Regions from separate parts of the Mus musculus genome. Here region 2 is linked to region 1. Evidence: chromatin loops called from intact Hi-C (ENCODE). Cell type or tissue: heart. All regions are shown on one strand. Each heading gives the region's core, and the rest is flanking DNA. Links, peaks and the distances in the headings are about the cores only. Region 1 overlaps Celsr1 (cadherin, EGF LAG seven-pass G-type receptor 1). Region 2 holds the start of Celsr1 (cadherin, EGF LAG seven-pass G-type receptor 1).

The links. Hi-C counts contacts between places; a loop is a spot of excess contacts. Peaks named below come from ENCODE experiments on the same cell type or tissue, not always from the same donor. Only the 100,000 strongest peaks of a DNase experiment are listed, where the experiment ranks them.
Region 2: a loop joins it to region 1, with 2.9 times the contacts of the local background. A loop is called at or near these places in 4 of 42 quality-filtered maps.

What each region holds. Positions count from the first base shown.
Region 1 is chr15:85,961,911-85,971,871 of GRCm38, reverse strand. Celsr1 (cadherin, EGF LAG seven-pass G-type receptor 1) reads left to right here. Exons shown (of 35, transcript NM_009886.2): 3 at 8,566-8,788. Among named protein-coding and RNA genes, the nearest start is that of Celsr1, 67 kb to the left of the region's middle. In heart, for the core only: no CTCF peak of the experiment used is centred there; no DNase peak of the experiment used is centred there.
Region 2 is chr15:86,027,379-86,037,339 of GRCm38, reverse strand. It overlaps Celsr1 (cadherin, EGF LAG seven-pass G-type receptor 1), which reads left to right and starts at 3,563. Exons shown (of 35, transcript NM_009886.2): 1 at 3,563-7,158. The coding sequence starts at 3,570. Gm34764 (a long non-coding RNA gene) reads right to left here and starts at 3,087. Exons shown (of 3, transcript XR_384307.4): 1 at 2,773-3,087. In heart, for the core only: a CTCF peak has its summit at 4,470; a DNase peak (open chromatin) is centred at 3,109; H3K4me3 peaks cover 1,951 bases; H3K27ac peaks cover 1,775 bases; H3K27me3 peaks cover 2,272 bases.

The DNA.
Region 1 (9,961 bases), core at 3,134-5,633:
TTCCATAGAGAAATTGAGCCTCTGACCTGAGTGGTGACCCCAGAGGACTTTAGGGAAGGCAACCGTTTGCTAGTCTCCGCCCCATCCATCTTCCCCATAGCATCAGACAAAGCCCCTCTGTCTTGCCTGGGACCATAGGGGCCAGAGCAAGAGCTATGAAGGCATTGATTCCAAGCAAGAAGTTAGCACAAGACCTATTCAGAGGAGGATTTCCTCAGCACACCACTGTGTGGAGAGGGCTCCCATGCTGAGGGAAGTCTCCAGTATCCCTGCTCGGGCTGAGGACAGACTTTTGAAGACTGATACTTCAGTGCGTGTGTGTCCATGTCCTGGGTAGTTCTTTCTGTCTGTGAAGGCCTTAGAGTTCCCAGTTGGCTGCTGTGCCTGCTCTATGTGATTCAGACTTCCAGCCAGACCCCACCCCACAGGATAAAGGCCTCCCAGTCTTGAGGTCTCCCTTCCTTGCCTCCTCCTTCCCTCCTGTCTCTGTTTCTGTCTGTCCATCCCTTTCATTCTCTCCCATTCCCTCCCTTCTCCTTTCCTTCTGTCCCCATACCAACTGCTAAATACCGTGTTAAAGGGCCAGTGAGATGGCTCAGGGAGGCAAAGGGACTTACACAGGCCTGGCAGTTTGAGTTTAATCTCCAGAACTATGTAAAGGAAGGAACCAACTTCGTGAACTTTTCAACTGATATATATATATATCATGCACACATGCATATTTTTTTTTCAAATCAGAAATTGTGTTAAAGCCAGGCGTGGTGGTGCACGCCTTTAATCCCAGCACTCGGGAGGCAGAGGCAGGCGGATTTCTGAGTTCGAGGCCAACTTGGTCTACAAAGTGAGTTCCAGGACAGCCAGGGCTACACAGAAAAACCCTGTCTCGGAAAAAAAAAAAAAAAAAAGAAAAGAAAAGAAAAAAAAGAAATTGTGTTAAAACAGTGGTCCTTAATGCTGTAGCCCTTTAATACAGTTCCTCATGTCACGGTGACCCCCCCCCCCAACCATAAAGTTATTTCATTGCTCCTTCATAACTGTAATTTTGCTACTGTTATGAATCATAACGTAAATATCCGATAGGCAGGATATCTGTCTGATAACGCAATCCTGAAGGGGTTGTGCAACCCACAGGTTGAGAACCACTGTGTTAAAAAGTTCGTTTAAATCTACAAAAAGCACACTGCATGCTGTCACTTGGGCCGTCTGGCCGTCTGTCTGTCTGTCCCTGTGCCATAGTTTTCCAGTCTCTGGGTCTTCACTCTGAGCTCCTCTCACTGGCTGAAAAGAGACACAGCTCTGGGGATCGGGATGTGGGTGTGTCCTCTGGCAGCCCTTCCTGTACCACAGGGGGTTCGTTATCTTCTGGTCTCCTCTGCCCAGTGGCTTCAAGGCCATGGAGGTGGCTGTATTCTAGGGGGTGTGTTCCAAATGTCATTGCAGTACAGGACCCTTTTGGAAGCTGCTCAGAACACTGAGGCTCGGGGTGACACCCCCTCTCCCCCCTCGGGCTCTGCAGGCCCCCACCCTCAGACAGGCAGGTGGCTTCTCCAGGTAGGGAACCTTGCGGGTGGGTGGAGAGCTGATTCTTTACCGCTGGAATGCATTTTATATATATATATATATATATATATATATATATATATTTAAAAAATGGGTGTGACTGGAGTTCTAAGAATTTGCTTCAAAGACAATGAAGTCATCAGAAAAAGACAGACCCTGGACAAGCCCCAGCACTGTGGCCCCTCCTGGCCTCAGGGCTTCCTCTCCCACTGGCTGCCCCTTCTCCTAGGAGCCTTGGCGAGGGGCAGCAGGTGTCTGGGTCCTCTGTTGAGATCTGGGTAGTTTGGCCAGCGGGGAGGGGCTGGGCCACCTGAGCTTGTGGTTCTTCAGTCCCCCAGGAGGTGAGAAAGTCAAACAAAGCTGGAAACTCCCAAGGGGGAAGGGAGGACAGACTAGAACCTGGCAGTCTGCCTGGAGTGAGGAAGGAGGGAGGGAGGGAGGGAGGGAGGGAAGGAAGGGCTGGAGTGACAGTTGCCTGGAGGGGCGGAGTCAGGGCCTGGAGTGACAGCAGCATTCTAGGACCTATGCCAAAGGAGTTCTATTCCCTCACCCACCCTCTGGGTACTTGAGATGGCTCCCCAGCCAGGAGTGACTGGTCTCCCTGCTTCTGGGATAAATATATAATCTGCAAAGCAAAAGCCATTGGCTGGTGTTTGGATAGTAAACCTCTGTCCTGGGCAGTGGTGCTTTGCCAGTTTGATAGAAGTTTTGAGGCCTGAGCCATCATCTCCTGACACCTTCTTATGGTGCCGATCCTAGATATTTACATACTCTAGACCCATCCCTGCGGACTCCATACGGACACCGCTGATGCCGGCGTGGGTTACCCTTGCAGCTGTGTGAACTGACACAAGTTCCCACCTCCTCTGGGCCTTCAGCACACTGAAGCCTGCCTAGAAGAGAGCTTGTCTGGTGATGGCACAGACTGGTCTGTGATACGACTGCTCTCATGGTGCTTTCAGCATTTTCAGCCCTCAGTGTGGCCCCTGGAACAGCCAGAAAGCAAGCATCAGTGGCTAGCCCTGTCAGTCTGCTGGTCTCTGAGGTCTCCTCTGCAAAGCCAGCCTGCAGGATGCTGTCTCTCACTTCTCTACTTGGGTTTACTTGTGGGTATACCTGAGGCTGGAGGTTCTTCCTCAGGTCTGTTCAGAATCTTTGGGCTTGAAAGAGATCCCGGGTCCAAAGGCAACCTCATGTCACGATCCATGTGGGTTAAAGGGTCTGCTCTGTCTGAGCGCTGCAGCTGGCCGCAACCCTCTCTCTGCCTCACCTCTCACTGCCTCTAGCTTCCTCATCGCCCTTGGATCTGCTTTAAGACTCAGTTCATCTTTTTTGTTTTCCCAAACATTTGGCCTGTTTAAGAGACTTTGCAGCTGCAGGTAGCATGGTTTTGCTCATTCTTATAGCTCCAGTTTCTTAAAGTGTCCCATGATGGGCAATTCATTGAATAAGCAGGCAAATGATAGGCGGGCGGATGGATAAAGAAGTTCATCTGGAGGGATGATGGATAGGTGGATGGGAGATGAATAGATGGGTGAAGGGACAGACAGACCAGTGGATAGAGGAAGGTGGATGGTGGGCTCGTGGATTCACGGAAGGATAGATCAACGGATGGAAGAGTATGAGTGGTGATTGGGTAGGAAAAGGGACGAGTGGGTGGGTGGAAACCTGGAAGGATGGGTCGGTCTGCTTAGCGTAGCGCTCCGTGACTTCTCACTGGCACCCGCCTTTCAGTGCCCCAGAGTGCCACTCTCCCATCACAGCCCTTCCTGTGGTGGTGGGGCCTCTGCATGGCGTTGCACAGTGGCTTCTGTGCTAGGACGCAAGGTTCCTTCCTGGGCCCGAGCTCGGATGAGGCTTCCGGCGGGCCACTCTAGGGATCTGTGTGTTTATGACCTGACTTTGGTTGATCTATCCTCAGTTCCCAATGCCACCCCCAGTCCCCCACCCCCTCCCTTGCTGTGTTCACCACCCGTCCTGCTGGTTCTCAGCTCTGCCCGAATTTGCCAGTTTCCAAACTTTTGTGTCTTTTATGCGTTGGGTCTGAGCTCTTTACCATTGGTTGGGGCCTTTGGAAATTCTAGTTTTTCTAGTTTCAAGCCTTCAAGTCTTTATGAAAAGAGAAAGGATTTGTCTTTTTTATTTAGTTAGAAACTTAAGTTGACAAAACTTTGCCTGCCCTTCCCTTCCAGGGGCACACCTTGCCCACTATGAACTCGCAAGGGTCTGGGCACTGTGCTTCTCTGATGCTGGGCTAGGCCTTCTGCTTTTCTAGTCCCTACTCCTGCGTGTGTGCACTGAAGTGGGTCTCAGAGCCAGCAGCTCCTCATTTCCTCTCCCAAACTGAACACGACTACCCTCTGCTCCGTGGCTTCCCTGGACCTGAGTCCTTTCACTTCCATTGGAGTCAAAGCTCCCTGACTACTCTCACCTACCAGCTGACTCCTTCCTATAACAGGCAACCCATTTGCCTAAGTCCTATGGCTTTTGTTTAGACCGAGGGTCAGTGGCTCTGACAGTACCAGCTTGAGTCTCTGGGCAGACAGGACATTACTCACACACATCTAGGTAGGGTACTTATTCAGTGATAGGACATGCATGAGACTCGGGGCTAGCCTGGCCTCAACTCGGGGGACTTTCCTGCAGAACTCTTTCTATTCTTTTTCAGTGGGTTTATGTGTATGCAGCCTTAACGAGGCTAAGGCCAGTGTTCCTCATGGGCCTTGTGGCATGCTCTGCAATATTGAGCTCAGCGATCAGGTTGTCCAAGCTAACCTTACCTTGGTGTGGTGGAGGGGCTACCTATGACATGGGCGTGCAAGGGCAGATGTGGGGAGACATGCTCCAGGGTGGAGAACAACTCAGCAAGTGGCGTTTGACTCTAAGCAGAACACCTGGATGTTCAGGGAACGCCAAATTCTGAACCGTGAAATCTTAGAAAAAGGACGAACTTAAATCACGGCAGTAAGCCTGGAGAAGATTTATTTAATCGAAATGGCACTTCTTGATAGCTGTGGTGGAAGGCCAAGGGTCAAGAGCTCTGGGCCATAGAGTAACTGTTTCAGGAAGAAAAATGATAGGCCAGAGAGGGCTCAAGAGGGAAAGGCACCTGCCATCAACCAAGCCCGAGTGAATTTGAGTTGGGTGAGTTTGAGTCCAGCACCCATAGAAAAGCAAGCGAACAAGCAAGGGTGGGTGGAGATGGCTCCGTGGTTAAGAGTGTTTGCTGCTCTTCCAGATGTCCCCGTTCCTAACACCAGGGTCAGTAGCTCACAATGGTCAGCATCTCTAGCTCCAGAACCTCTAACATCTAACACCCTCTTCTGGCCTTCTCAGGGACATAGACACACAGACACGCAGACATGCACACACACACACACACACACACACACACACACACACACACACGCATGCATGTACACACATATACACAGAAACATATGCACACAGAGAGAGAGCAAGAGAAATACAGAGAGAGAGAGAGAGAGAGAGAGAGAGGAGAGAGAACGAGAGGCATAGAAAAGACCAAAGCATGCCTTTTACAGTTGCTTTATGAGATGAGAGGATTAAGGATGCAGGACTTACAGACTTGACCTGTAGTATTCTCATGGGCTAAAACGACTTGCAGAATTAGAAGCCGTCACTGCTCAAGGTCTCAAGTGTGCGTGCTACATGGTCAAGTTGGCAGCCCCAGGTTGACATTGCTTGGAGCATGCATGCACTGTAAACTGAACACCCCCACCCCAGGGCATCTGACTAACCTCATGCAGAGAAGCCACATGGAAGATAATGTGCAAGGAAAGGCCTCAGTGAGCCAAGATGCATCCCTGATGCCTTGGCAAGAGTGACTGCTGTGACCAGTGTTCTCGTGGGAACATCAGAACAGCCCGCATTGGCTTCCAAAGGACCCAGAGATGAGGCTCCATCCAGGGCTGCTGTGGGTTATCTTCTTCAGCACAGTGACCGCAGCTCACAGTGCCTTATATAAAAGTGGTGTGTGTTTAACCCTACAGTTGGTTCTTTGTCTGAATCTCCCCACACTGCTGGGATCAGAGGAAGAATGATGCCTGCTTTGTAACCTCACGGTTAGCTCAAGCGTGAATCATTGCCTTGGCTTTGTGGGAAGCCCTGGCACTGTATGATATCATCCCACAGACACCCGCCAGTACCTGCAGCATACCCAGCTCTCCTCAGACACCCCCTCATGATGGGCACTAGTCCAGCACCCTAACACGCAAGGCACCCACTGTGGTCCAGGTGTTCTCGGACTTGGCCCTAAATTGAACCCCATGGCTGCACCCCCACTGCATGCTCCCACATAGTGGTGTTGCAGGTGGAGCTGGGGGAGATCCTGGGTCCTGGACCTGCTCAGAGTGCAGTGAAACTCCCTGCAGCATGAGCCACAGTCAAGGGCAGTCTTGGGGAAGGGACATAGACGGTCTTCAGAAATGGAGGGAGAGGCACCTCAGGTCAGCTATCAATGGGTTTCGTCATCAGTGACTAGACAGCTGTAAGGCTCCTCTAGTGATGCTCAGAGTTCTGGGATCCTGACCAGAGGAGCAATGTGACTACGTTAGAGCCAAGAGTGTGGGGCGAATGATCTAGGTCTGTGCTTTTGAGGGCCAGGGGCATGGTAGGGTGACATCTTTGTGGAGTAGTGGCATACTAAGCCAGTGGGTGAGTGTGTTCAGAGACCAGCACTGTAGGAAGTGGTCTACTGTGTCACAGGCAGAGCAAGAGGCTTTGTGAGTCAATGAAACTGGTATAAGGTACATATTTGGGGGGTGCTTGGGTTTAAGGTGAAGGTTCCGGCAGTGGGATGGGGGCATGGGATGTGAGAACGATAGAGGAGGGAGGGGAGGGCCAATGGCATGCGGGTGTCTCCAAGACTCAAAGCCTACCTCCCTGGGCAGATGGTGGAACTCTTAGTCTAGATGGGGGGGGAGGGGGACCTAGAGAGAAACAGGAATTGGGTGGGCTATTGACTGGGCCCCGAGATATACAGCCTTTTGCCTGGGAAGGGAAAAGTCTGGAGGACCACCCCCGCGCCCCAGCCCCAGCCCCAGCCTCAGAGCCTTCCTCTTACAGAGTCCACACTGGACAGACATGAGTTCTGGGATAAACAGAACCACTGTGCAGATTGAGAGCTCCCCACATCCTATCTACACAGGACCCAGCATGTGGTCTCACGGGAAACCTGGGTCTTTTAGACACAGCCAGACACTTGAGGGCAAGTCATGTAGGACTTAGGGTGGGCCCTCTTCCATTTCCAGGGTCTTTAAAAGATAAAGTTGGGGGTGGGGGAGCAGACTGGGCTTCCACATCTGCAGTCCCACGGCTAGGTAGGACTGGAGTTTGGAGGGTCTTACAGGGCAAAGGCTGGCTTTCTCTTCTGGTGGGAAAGTTTGGACAATCCCTGGAGCCTGGAGCCTCCAAAGTCCCCTGCTCTCAGGCACTGGCTGTGAGGAGGGTGAAGGCAGGGCCCTTGGTCTTCACGCTTTAGGGAGCATAAGGCCAGAGTGTCTCTTGGGCGGCTTTGGTCACAGAATGTGCTGGGCGTCAGCGAGCATGGGCTAACCTGGCCTACAGTAAAACTTCTCTCCCAAAGGGGAGAATTTAAGGTGTCTGAAGGAAGAGAGAGAAAGCTCTAAGTTGCAACTTCAATGATGGGCCCTCCCAAGGGTTGCATAGAAGGCTTTGAGCACTGACTGCGTGCTTGAGTGTGAGAGTGTGTGTGTGAGGAGGGGGGTTCATATGAGATGCTCTGTGAGGTGAGTGTGCTTGAGGAGAGTACGGCTGTGAGCATGCGCGTTTGAGACCGAGTCTGAGGCCACAGGGGTAAGGATGTATGTGCCGGTCGGGGTGTTTACAAATGTGAACATGAACGTGTTTGTGAGGGTCTGAGGGTTTGAGTGTGTGACCCATAGGGCGGTGTGAGTGTGTGCAGGTGTGAATACAGGCACGTGAACTCGAAGGTTCCGGCAGGGTGGCCAAGCTCAGAGCCGTGTCCGGCAGGGCCCTGGGCTCCAAGGAGCAGCTTGGGAGATGGACGTATCCACTCTGTGGACCTGAGATGAGCCAGCATGAATCAGTGACTGTTTCTCACCTGCTTCTGCACACTGGCAGCCTCTCTCTGTCCTTTTCTCTGAGCCCATCTCAGCTACTGCAGAACTGGTGGGTGGATGAGAACACACCAGCCTGACCTGAGCCTGGCCTGATAACAGTCTTTCCATGGGTGGGCCTGAATAGCTGTAAAGGTATATAGCAGGTTAGTGACCCCAGCTGCCTTCTGTCTCAGCAGATTTGTTTTCTGGGCTACCGAAGCAGCAGCTTGGGACTCAGTGGGACTTGTCTTTGACACAGAAGAGAACTCCCAGAGGATCTTTTACCCCTATAATCCGTCATTCTTGGGTCACCTCCAGAGCAAGGCATTTCTGCTTTCAGGGAGCAGTACATGTGGATCTGCAAACTGGCAGCAAGCTCTGCCCAAGCCCCAGGTCCAGGTGTCACTGTGGCATCCAAGTCAACTGTGTGACTCAGGGGACAACCACTGTCCACTGGCTCTCCCTTAGTCTCTGTGCTCATTAGTTTTTTTATCAACGTATGCAAACTAGAGTCACCAGGGAAGTGAGAACTTCAATTGAGGAACCATCTCTGTTAGACTGGCCTGTCACTGTCACCCCCATGTCTGCGGGGCATTGTCTTGATGAATGATTAATGAGGGAGGCTCAGCCCATTGTTGGGTGGTGCCAACCTGGGTTATATAAGAAAGCAAACTGAGCAAGCCCTGGAGAGCGAGCCAGTAACCATCCCTCCCTTCTGGCCTCTGCTTCAGCCTCTGGGTTCCTGCCCTGAGTTCCTGCCCTGGCTTCCCTCGATGATAGACGATAGCTGAAATAAACCATTTCCTCCCCTCACGTTATCATGGCAGAGTGAGTGGGGAAAGCAAACTAGGGCATTAGGACAGCCTTTGTGTGATCAATCAACCTCTGCTTTCTCCTCCAGGGGAGCATTGCCAGGTGAACGTTCGCTCAGGCCGCTGTGCCAGTGGAGTATGCAAAAACGGGGGCACCTGCGTGAACCTGCTCATTGGAGGCTTCCACTGTGTGTGCCCACCCGGCGAGTATGAGCATCCCTACTGTGAAGTGAGCACCAGGAGCTTCCCACCCCAGTCCTTCGTTACCTTCCGAGGCCTGCGGCAACGCTTCCACTTCACCGTCTCCCTGGCGTAAGTGCAGCCGTGTTTGTGGGCATCCCTTGGGAATATGTCGTGGGGGTCTGCGCACCTCAACTTTCTAGGCTCTGGATGGTTGAGGAGACCTGCTTGGTGCTGGCTGCTGGACCAGCTGCTCAAGGGTCAGGCCATTGTGTCGATGATGACAGGGGACGTTATTTCAACATAGGGACAACAGAGCATCCGTGCCAAGTCTTCCAAGAGGGGACAGCCCAAATCCCAGGCTACTCTGGTCCTGCCTACCAGCCAACACATGGACATTGCTGATATCTCAGTAGCCAGTGGGGCAGGCCCAGGAATCAGACCTCCTATGCGTGTCACAAGGCTGGCTGCTCAGACACCCAATTCCCCAGCCTTGGTCCTGATCTGTCTGTAAGAGACTGACTGTATGCCCTTCTCCCCCAGAATTTAAACATTACTTTAAAAAATTTCCAATCTATCATTTGGGGCTGGGGAGGTGGCTTACTTGATAAAATACTTTCGTGCAAGCATGAGAACCTGAGTTCAAATCCCAGGCTCCCATGTAGAAGGCTGGCCGCAGTGGCACATGTAATCCCACACCTGGGGAGGCAAAGACAGGAGGATTCCAGAGATGTGCCGGCCAGCCAATGTGGCTGAATCGGTGAGCACCTGAACACATGCATACAGACACGTTACACTCAAAATATCAAATGGACTCACTGGATTCTAGGTGTCAAAAGCCTGTGATTTGGAGCCCGTGACATTTGCTTAGTTGAAAGAAAAGCTAAACCTTCCATTTTGAAGAACTCTGCTAGGTTAAAGTTAGTTCAGTGGAGTGAGGCTTCCACTGGGTGCTTTTGTGCGTGTTTGCAGTAGCTCTCTGCAGCCCGTGCTCTCCACATAGGAGTGTGCTCTTCTCTGTCCTCCCCTGGGTGGCTCACTCCACAGCCTCCTCATTTGCAGAGTTGCCTGCTAAGGTCCAGACCTCATAGGGTGGACAGAGAAGGAGCCTGTTCCTGCATTCTGTCCCAAAGATGAAGCCGGCCAGCAGTGTCCTTATGACCAAAGAACAAGTGACTTCTCCTCGTTCCTCATCTTCTATACTGTGGGCTAACAAGGTCCCTCCCATTGGGTGCATTGTAGGGAGGTCTGAGGATGTGGGGTGGCTCTAGCCATCAGCACTCATTACTGCCCTTCCCACCCCTG
Region 2 (9,961 bases), core at 2,948-5,447, 66 kb before region 1:
ACAAACAAGGGCTGGTGAGATGGCTCAGTGGGTAAGAGCACCCGACTGCTCTTCCGAAGGTCCAGAGTTCAAATCCCAGCAACCACATGGTGGCTCACAACCATCCGTAACGAGATCTGGCACCCACTTCTGGAGTGTCTGAAGACAGCTACAGTGTACTTACATATAGTAAATAAATAAATCTTTAAAAAAACAAACAAAAAAAACCCCAAACAAACCTAAAGTATGTATTCTAGGATGGAATTATATATATATTCCTACCTCCCCAGCCCCAATAGATGATATTTGTTCTCACAATAAGCCTGCATATTATTTTTTCCAATTAATTTAAAAAAATTTTTTAAGATTTATTTATTTATTATATGTAAGTACACTGTAGCTGTCTTCAGACACTCCAGAAGAGGGAGTCAGATCTCGTTACGGATGGTTGTGAGCCACCATGTGGTTGCTGGGATTTGAACTCTGGACCTTCGGAAGAGCAGTCGGGTGCTCTTACCCACTGAGCCATCTCACCAGTCCCCAATTACTTTTTAAAAAAGATTTATTTATTATTATTTCCAAGTACACTGTAGTTGTCTTCAGACACGCCAGAAGAGGGTGTCAGATTGTGAGCCACCATGTGGTTGCTGGGATTTGAACTCAGGACTTTCAGAAGAGCAGTCAGTGTTCTTAACTGCTGAGCCCTCTCTCCAGCCCTCCAATTAATTTTTCTTTATTCATTTTACTTCCCTATCACAGCCCCTCCCTTCTCTCCTCCTAGTTCCACCTTTACAAATCTCTCCCCCAATGCATTTTTTTTAATTATTATTTTTTGTAGGGCTAGGGCTAGAAGCCAGGGCCTGGAGCATGCTGGGTAGATGCTCTATCTCTACCACCGAACTCCACCGCATTTCTGTCCCTTGGATGCTACTGGACCACCCTGAAACCCCATCGCAAGCTGCAGCCTGTCTTTGTATCCCTTTCCTTTAAACCCGGGGGCCTGGATGTGCACAGGGAAAGAGGCCGTAGCTTATGCACTTCGTAGCACTGTGAAATGAGCTCTGCCAGGTTCAGAGAGGGGCACCCTTGGCCCCCACCTGGTGGACTGGGCCTTGCTCCCGACCTGTCTATGAACAGAAGACTCTTATTGGCCTCTGTTGACAGCCTGTCAACCAGACTTGCCCTTGTGGGCTGGCCTGGGCTGGCCTGATCCCTGGGACCAGGAAATGTTAACTGGAAGCTTGCAGGTGTCTGGTTCCAGGAAAGCACCCACACCCAACTTACTCCATGCTTTTGAATTCTGTTTATTTAAACCCAACCCACCCTATTTAAAGACCTATTGCTACATGCGCCGTATGTGTGTGTGTGTGTGTGTGTGTGTGTGTGTGTGTGTGTGTGTGTGGTTTCTCCAGCTTTCTCCCTCCCACACCCAGGGGCTCTTCTTCCTGAGGCTCCAGAACCTTGAATTTCCTGCAAGTGCACCCCCAAGAGTAGCCTGGGGTAAGGTCCTGGCCCTGTCACATTTAAGGGTTAGATTTTTGTCTCCTTCCCACTCTCTTCACACACAGTTCTAAAGAGAGCTCTCAAGATCTATGAGGGTCCAAAAACAACTCTACCTTTAGGTTAGTGTAATGGCTTCTGTTGTTCCCAGTAAGAAAAGATTATTTTCAGCTACTGAGAAATCCCAGAGATTCATCTATGACATAAACTTTATGCTATATGTATGATCGTATATATATGATTAATATCACACATGTGTATATTAGTACACATATATGCTATTAATGCTGAGGAAGCTCCCTTGACTGTTTTTGTTTTTTGTTTTGTTGTCTTTTCTTTAAAGATTTATCTATTTATTTATTTTATGTAAGTACACTGTACACTTTTCAGACACACTCATCGGATCCCATTACAGATGGTTGTGACCACCATGTAGTTGCTGGGAATTGAACCTCTGAAAGAGCAGTCGGTGCTCTTGACCACTGAGCCATCTTTCCAGCTCCCCCCCAACTCCCCCCCCCCACAGGTTTTAAAGCGACCCTGTGTCCTATTGTCCTATTGTCATCCTGCTGGGCCCTGACTGCCTAGAAAACCCAACTCTGATGGTGATCAAGCAGCCTTCAGGGTCCCACTCCTCCAACTGATCCCAGGAGAAATCTTTCAAAGGCAAGAGGCCTGCCCAGTGTGTCCATGCGTGACTGAGGCTGCAGTGGGCTTGGGCCCCTTTCAAGGAGGTGGGGAAAATGTTGCAAAGGTCCGCCTCTCCCCTCCCTAGTTCGGAAGCACCGCCTTTAAGGTGTGCTCCTTTGGAATCTAGGCTCGGTCTTGCGGCTCTGAAGCCACGCCCCACCCTTTCACGCAGGGCGAGAGTGATTCTCCAGCCCCCTTCTGGTTTTCCCCAGGTTCTCACGGATCCTGCCCCCTCAGTGTTTGCTTGTCCCCTGATGGGCAGTAACTAGGGGTTTGGTGACAGACGGTCTCCTCCACCAATGTTCAGGCCCCACAGCATGTTCTGGGGAACAAGGCCCCTCCCACTGTCACCTCCAAACTACATTATTTTTCTTTCCAATTTAAATGTTGCACTTTAAACAAAGTGGAACCCGAATCCGGTTAACTGCCCATGAGATTTCAAAATCCAAGGAACTCCTTGGAGTTAAGCATTTGAGCTCCCGCGAGGCTGGAGTCTAACAGTCTCCCAGTCCCCTGCCACCGCCACGACTCTACCGAAGTTTTCTAGCACCTCTGTATCTTGGAACTCTAGATCTAACTCTCTCGACGCCAGGGGTGGCTTACTCATAGATCTGCACTATCAGGTGCAATGCGAGGATTGAACAGCACTCGGCCCAGAGGAAACTGTACGAGGGACTCTTTAGCAGCCGCGGCCCGGGACTCTAGAGCAGTAGTTGAGCGCCACGCTCCCAGGGCCCGGTCCTCTGCGGATGTTGGGTGCCAAGACCGAAAGGGAAGGGGCTGGAGGCCAGGCCCCGCTAGGGCCGCGCCCCCACGTCTCCATGGAGATCATCGGGGCGCGCACCTCCTGGCTGGCTCCCTCCCCATCATCCTCCCCCTCCCAGGGCTGAACAATGAGCCACTGGGAGGGGGCGGGGCGGGGCCGGGGGCGGGGAGAGAGAGAGAGTGGCGGGGGCGCTGGCAAAGCACACCGCCTAGCCAGCAATCCGTCGCCAGGGTCTGCGGGCGGTGTGGTGATCGCAGCCCCCGCCCCGCCCCGGGCCCGCCCAGCTTCCCACGCCCGCCCAGCAGAGTCGGTGCTGGGGCCACCTGGAGCCGCCTGGAGCCGGCGCTGCTGCAGGTTGATGCGCGGCGCCCTCCCGGGACGCACGGAGGAGCCATCTTGAAACCAACTTGGCAAACTTTCGCAAAGTGCTCTCGAAGTGGAAGCTGAGCGGGAGGCCGGGCGCGCGGCCCCCGGTGTCCTCGCCAGGGCCCCCGGGGAGGCAGAGCGCGGGCCGCCCCGAGGGCCCGGCGCTGGGCGCGCGGGAGCCGCCCCCCGGCCGCGCCGGGTGGATGCGGAGGTGCGCCGGGTGCATGGATTGTGCTCCGGCGCCCGGCTCGGGCTGCGGCTCCGGGCCATGGCGCCGTCATCGCCGCGCGTGCTGCCCGCGCTGGTGTTGCTGGCCGCCGCCGCCCTGCCAGCCCTGGAGTTGGGAGCAGCCGCTTGGGAGCTGCGGGTGCCTGGCGGGGCCCGCGCCTTCGCTCTCGGACCCGGCTGGAGCTACAGGTTGGACACCACGCGCACGCCTCGGGAGCTGCTGGACGTGAGCCGCGAGGGGCCAGCAGCCGGTCGGAGGCTTGGGCTTGGCGCGGGGACTCTGGGCTGTGCCCGCTTGGCCGGGAGGCTGCTGCCGCTGCAGGTCCGGCTGGTCGCCCGCGGCGCCCCGACGGCCCCGAGCTTGGTACTAAGGGCACGCGCCTATGGTGCCCGCTGTGGGGTCCGGCTGTTGCGCCGCTCGGCCCGCGGTGCAGAGCTGCGCTCTCCGGCCGTCCGCTCAGTTCCTGGACTTGGAGATGCGCTCTGCTTCCCGGCCGCAGGCGGCGGCGCAGCCTCGCTGACTTCGGTGCTTGAGGCCATCACCAACTTCCCCGCCTGCAGCTGCCCGCCGGTCGCCGGGACCGGCTGCAGGCGCGGACCCATTTGCCTGCGGCCAGGAGGTTCAGCTGAGCTGCGTCTGGTGTGCGCCCTGGGACGCGCGGCAGGCGCCGTTTGGGTAGAGCTGGTAATAGAGGCGACCTCTGGGACGCCCTCAGAGTCGCCCTCGGTGTCGCCATCGTTGCTTAACCTGTCCCAACCTCGGGCGGGGGTGGTGCGACGGTCTAGGCGGGGCACGGGCAGCAGCACGAGCCCGCAGTTCCCGCTGCCCAGCTACCAGGTGTCAGTGCCTGAGAATGAGCCTGCGGGCACTGCGGTCATCGAACTGCGCGCGCACGACCCAGACGAAGGCGATGCAGGACGCCTTAGCTACCAGATGGAGGCGCTGTTCGATGAGCGCTCTAATGGCTACTTCCTCATCGATGCCGCCACGGGTGCAGTGACCACAGCCCGCTCCCTGGACCGGGAGACCAAGGACACTCATGTACTCAAAGTTAGTGCTGTGGACCACGGCTCCCCGAGGCGCTCAGCTGCCACCTACCTCACCGTAACTGTCAGTGACACTAACGACCACAGCCCAGTCTTTGAGCAGTCTGAGTATCGAGAGCGAATTCGAGAAAACCTGGAGGTGGGCTATGAGGTTCTGACCATCCGTGCCACCGACGGGGATGCCCCTTCCAACGCAAACATGCGCTATCGTCTGCTGGAGGGCGCAGGTGGTGTCTTTGAGATAGACGCACGATCAGGTGTCGTGCGCACACGGGCTGTGGTGGACCGTGAGGAGGCGGCTGAGTACCAGCTGCTGGTGGAGGCCAATGACCAGGGTCGCAATCCAGGCCCACTCAGTGCCTCAGCCACCGTCCACATAGTGGTAGAAGACGAGAATGACAACTACCCCCAGTTCAGTGAGAAGCGCTATGTGGTTCAAGTCCCAGAAGACGTAGCCGTCAACACGGCTGTGCTTCGAGTCCAGGCCACTGACCGGGACCAGGGGCAGAATGCAGCCATACACTACAGCATCGTTAGTGGCAACCTGAAGGGTCAGTTCTACCTGCATTCGCTTAGTGGGAGCCTGGATGTTATCAACCCGCTGGACTTCGAGGCCATCCGGGAGTACACCCTGCGCATCAAAGCCCAGGATGGGGGCCGGCCTCCTCTCATTAATTCCTCAGGACTGGTCTCGGTGCAGGTGTTAGATGTGAACGACAATGCGCCCATCTTTGTGAGCAGCCCCTTTCAGGCTGCCGTGCTAGAGAATGTGCCCCTCGGCCACTCAGTCCTGCACATCCAAGCGGTGGACGCAGATGCAGGGGAGAACGCCAGGCTGCAGTACCGTCTAGTGGACACAGCCTCCACTATCGTGGGGGGCAGCAGTGTCGACTCTGAGAACCCTGCCTCTGCCCCAGACTTCCCCTTCCAAATCCACAACAGCTCCGGTTGGATTACTGTGTGCGCGGAGCTGGACCGTGAGGAGGTGGAACACTATAGCTTTGGAGTAGAAGCAGTGGACCATGGCTCACCAGCCATGAGCTCCTCTGCCAGCGTGTCCATCACAGTGCTGGATGTAAATGATAACGACCCCATGTTCACGCAGCCTGTGTATGAGCTGCGTCTGAATGAGGATGCGGCTGTCGGGAGCAGCGTGCTGACCCTCAGGGCCCGAGACCGTGATGCCAATAGTGTGATCACCTACCAGCTGACGGGTGGGAACACCCGCAACCGCTTCGCACTCAGCAGCCAGAGCGGCGGTGGCCTTATCACCTTGGCACTGCCCCTGGACTACAAGCAGGAACGGCAGTATGTGCTGGCTGTGACCGCGTCCGATGGCACGCGTTCACACACCGCGCAGGTCTTTATCAACGTTACAGATGCCAACACCCACAGGCCGGTCTTCCAGAGTTCCCACTACACGGTCAGTGTGAGTGAAGACCGGCCCGTGGGCACCTCCATCGCTACCATCAGTGCCACGGATGAGGATACGGGTGAGAACGCCCGCATCACCTATGTGCTAGAGGATCCCGTACCACAGTTCCGCATTGACCCGGACACTGGCACCATCTATACCATGACGGAACTGGACTATGAGGACCAGGCTGCCTACACGCTGGCCATCACGGCTCAGGACAATGGCATTCCTCAGAAGTCAGACACTACCTCTCTGGAGATCCTTATCCTCGACGCCAATGACAACGCGCCCAGGTTCCTGCGAGATTTCTACCAGGGTTCTGTTTTCGAGGATGCCCCCCCATCTACCAGTGTCCTCCAGGTCTCTGCTACAGACCGTGACTCAGGCCCTAATGGCCGCCTCCTGTACACTTTCCAGGGTGGGGATGATGGAGATGGAGATTTCTACATTGAGCCCACGTCTGGTGTGATCCGTACCCAGCGCCGGCTGGACAGAGAGAATGTGGCCGTGTACAACCTTTGGGCTCTCGCTGTGGATCGGGGCAGCCCGAATCCCCTCAGTGCGTCAGTGGGAATTCAGGTGAGTGTGTTGGACATTAACGACAACCCCCCAGTGTTTGAGAAGGACGAGCTGGAGCTGTTTGTGGAAGAGAACAGCCCTGTGGGTTCAGTGGTAGCAAGAATAAGGGCCAACGACCCGGACGAAGGTCCGAATGCTCAGATCATGTATCAGATCGTGGAGGGCAATGTGCCCGAGGTCTTCCAGCTGGACCTACTGAGTGGTGACCTCCGTGCCCTGGTCGAGTTGGATTTTGAGGTCCGGAGGGACTATATGTTGGTGGTGCAGGCCACGTCTGCTCCTCTGGTAAGCCGGGCCACCGTGCACATCCGTCTCCTGGACCAGAATGACAACCCACCGGAGTTGCCTGACTTCCAGATCCTTTTCAACAACTATGTCACCAATAAATCCAACAGCTTCCCCAGTGGTGTGATCGGCCGCATCCCAGCCCACGACCCTGACCTATCTGACAGCCTCAATTACACCTTTCTGCAAGGCAACGAGCTGAGCCTGCTGCTGCTGGATCCCGCCACAGGAGAGTTGCAGCTCAGCCGGGATCTGGACAACAACCGGCCACTGGAGGCGCTCATGGAGGTGTCTGTGTCAGGTGAGTGGCCTGTGGGCAGGAGCTGCTCCCTCGGGACTCCCAGAGAACCTCCGGGACCCGCCAATAGCCGCCTGGGCATGCTTAGACACATTTGGGCAGGGCCTGGGCAACCATCTTGGCATTTGCTGCTGTGATTGGTTGCATGGTGGGGGCGTGCTCCCTACCCAGGTCCGTGGAGGAGGAGGCCCCCTCATTGCCTTCTTCAGCAGGTTTGTGGGGAGCAAGCCTGGGCTGTTTCAAGTTCAAATGTAGGGTTTTTTATGCTTCTCCCAAATCATGCTGTTAAAACCCGGCCTTGGGCTTATCCAAGTTGTCTGGTTTGTCCAATGATGTTCTTTAGTAAGCCTGCAGCATGCGTGGCTGTCTGGAAGGATCAAAGGTCACTCCCTGCTCCATGTGCCAATTAGTTCCCGGGTGGGACCGTTGGAAATTGCTGGATGGTCCCTGAGTCACCCTGTAATATGACTGGGGTTCCCTCGGTCTAGCTTTTCTGTCTCCTCTAGATAATAACAATGGACTCATGTGTGCTGCCCCTGGGTGACTCTTTGAAAAAGCACAGCCCCCGTTTGATCTTGGCTCTGGTCCCTGGACTCCGGCTTATAATTTGGGAGTTTGTTCATAGGCTATGCAACTTAGTGTGAGAACCAGCAGCCTGCTTCAGGGCTGGTGGGGAGGTGCAGGAGGATGGGCAGAAAGGAGAGGAAGTGCCCGCTCAGCCATCACAGGCTTGGCAGTAAACCTGCTGGGTAACAAGGCCTGGGTGCTGGGAGACCCGGAGGAGAGAGGGTTGAACAGGGGGCTAAGGGACAATGAAAGGGCCCTAGTGACTCTGGGAGGGACCCTGGCTGCCTGGGAGTCACAGGTGTGGATTCCATCAGCTGGGACAGGCCACTGACCAATATACCAGGGAGGAGAGCTCAGGCGTGTGGAGTCCTTAGTCTGTGTTTCATGTGGTGAGCCGGTTATGAGATTTGATAGAACTGAAGCTCTGTTTCCTCGTCTCATTGCACTGTTGGCTGAGAGTCTTATTTGTGCAGGAGGAGCTGGGGAGTCACTAGGTGCCCTCCCAAAAGGTCTCTTAATATCATGTGGGACTTGAGGGCTTGGTTTTAAAGCAGTGTAGTGACCCAACATGGCTTTGGTCACGACCTGTTGGGGAGAAAGTGGAGAGACCACCTTGGAACAGGCTGCTAAGTTATTAACCAGGGTTGTGGCTGCTTCTAGAAGGTTCTGTTTCCTTCCGGTCTATGTCTTCTGGATAAAGTAGAGTAGAAACTCTGGCAAAATGGTTGGGTTTAGGTCTGGGGGAGTATTTAAGAGTGTTTAAGGGGAGGCAAGTTCATGCTGGGGACAGGGGCATTTGTGTGTCTGCCATGGATCAATTCACAGGGGTGTGGTTTGTAGTACTTGTGTCGTTGCACAGTCAAACCACAGCTGTGGTGCATCAGGGCTCCGATTGCTTGGTAATCATCAGGGACTCTTGTCTGAAATGGTGTTCTCCTGTGAACCTGGGGCCTCATGTGCCCAGGTTCATCGCTGGGTGATGATCATTCCCTCTGACTCTAGCTCCAGGCAACTTTCTAAACTCCCACATTCTTACTGTCCCTCTGGCCACTAGAGGTTTCCGCATGAAGATACGGAGGCTCAGAGGTGTGAAGCAATAGTCTGTGGGGTGGGGGGATTCTGTGATCAGGATAAAAGCTGACCCCACCTAAGGGCAAAGGTTTGAGGGATGAACCTGCTAAACAGATTTGATTCCACTGCCGTTTGGGCGATCAGTTGGGATGTGCATGCCGCCATGCTGCCGGCCCTTAGACCTTTGGCTGTTTCATTCTTCAAAGAAGAGACTCACTGTGACCCGCCAGGCCTGCAGGTCTCAACAGCAGGCCAGGGAAAAGACCAGACCAGGCCTGGGTTCTCCCGGAGGCGACTCTCGAATTTTATGAAGGAACAGTGTGGGAAAGCTGTTGATTCAGGCTCACTCAACACTGCTTTCAGTGCCACGTAATTGGCTTTACAGTATTTAACAGCCATGCCCTAAAGCCTTTGAAGCTATGACTGCCCTGAAGTGCTAGATTGGGTCTTCCGGGAGGCCTTCCTGGAAGGGCTGTGAGCTGTGAACCCCGAGAAGAGCCTGATGAACTGGGGAGGTGCACCTGGGGCCCAGCGGATGTGAGGGATGTACTGGCCGGGGGTGGGGTTGAGGGACTTGGGCTGGGGGGACTGGGGGAGGGTGGGGAGCTGAGGGTGGGGGGTGGCCCTTTTCACTATAAAGAGATTATTGATGGTTCTGTACTCCTCAAAGACAAAACTGTTTTTTAAAAATATATGTGAGTCTGCAGGTGCTAATTCAAAAAGAGCTGCCATTTTTGCATGCTGGATCTTCTTGGTGCTCTTTTTCTATTGTGGGGTGTCTGGATGCCGTTTTCTATTCTGTGCTGGGGACGTTTTCTTATGGACACAGGGAAAGTTACTTGTGTTGGCCTTTAATAATAACCACCTGAGAAACTTTTTTTTTTTTAAGTGATGCTGACATTCCACTGTTTATTTAGTTGTTTAATCATTTAGTTAGTGTGTGAATGTGCACAGATGTAGTGTTCCACGGTGCTCACGTGGAGGTCAGAGGACAACTCCAGGTAATTGGTTCTCCCCTTCCACCAGGTGGGTCTCGGGAATTGAACCCCAGTTGTCAGGCTTGGTGGCAAGCACCTCTCCCTGCTGATCCCTCTCACGAGCCCCCAGCTTCGACATTTTTTAACACACCTGGAACGTGTAGGTGCCTGTAGTTCAGGGCCTCCGCCTC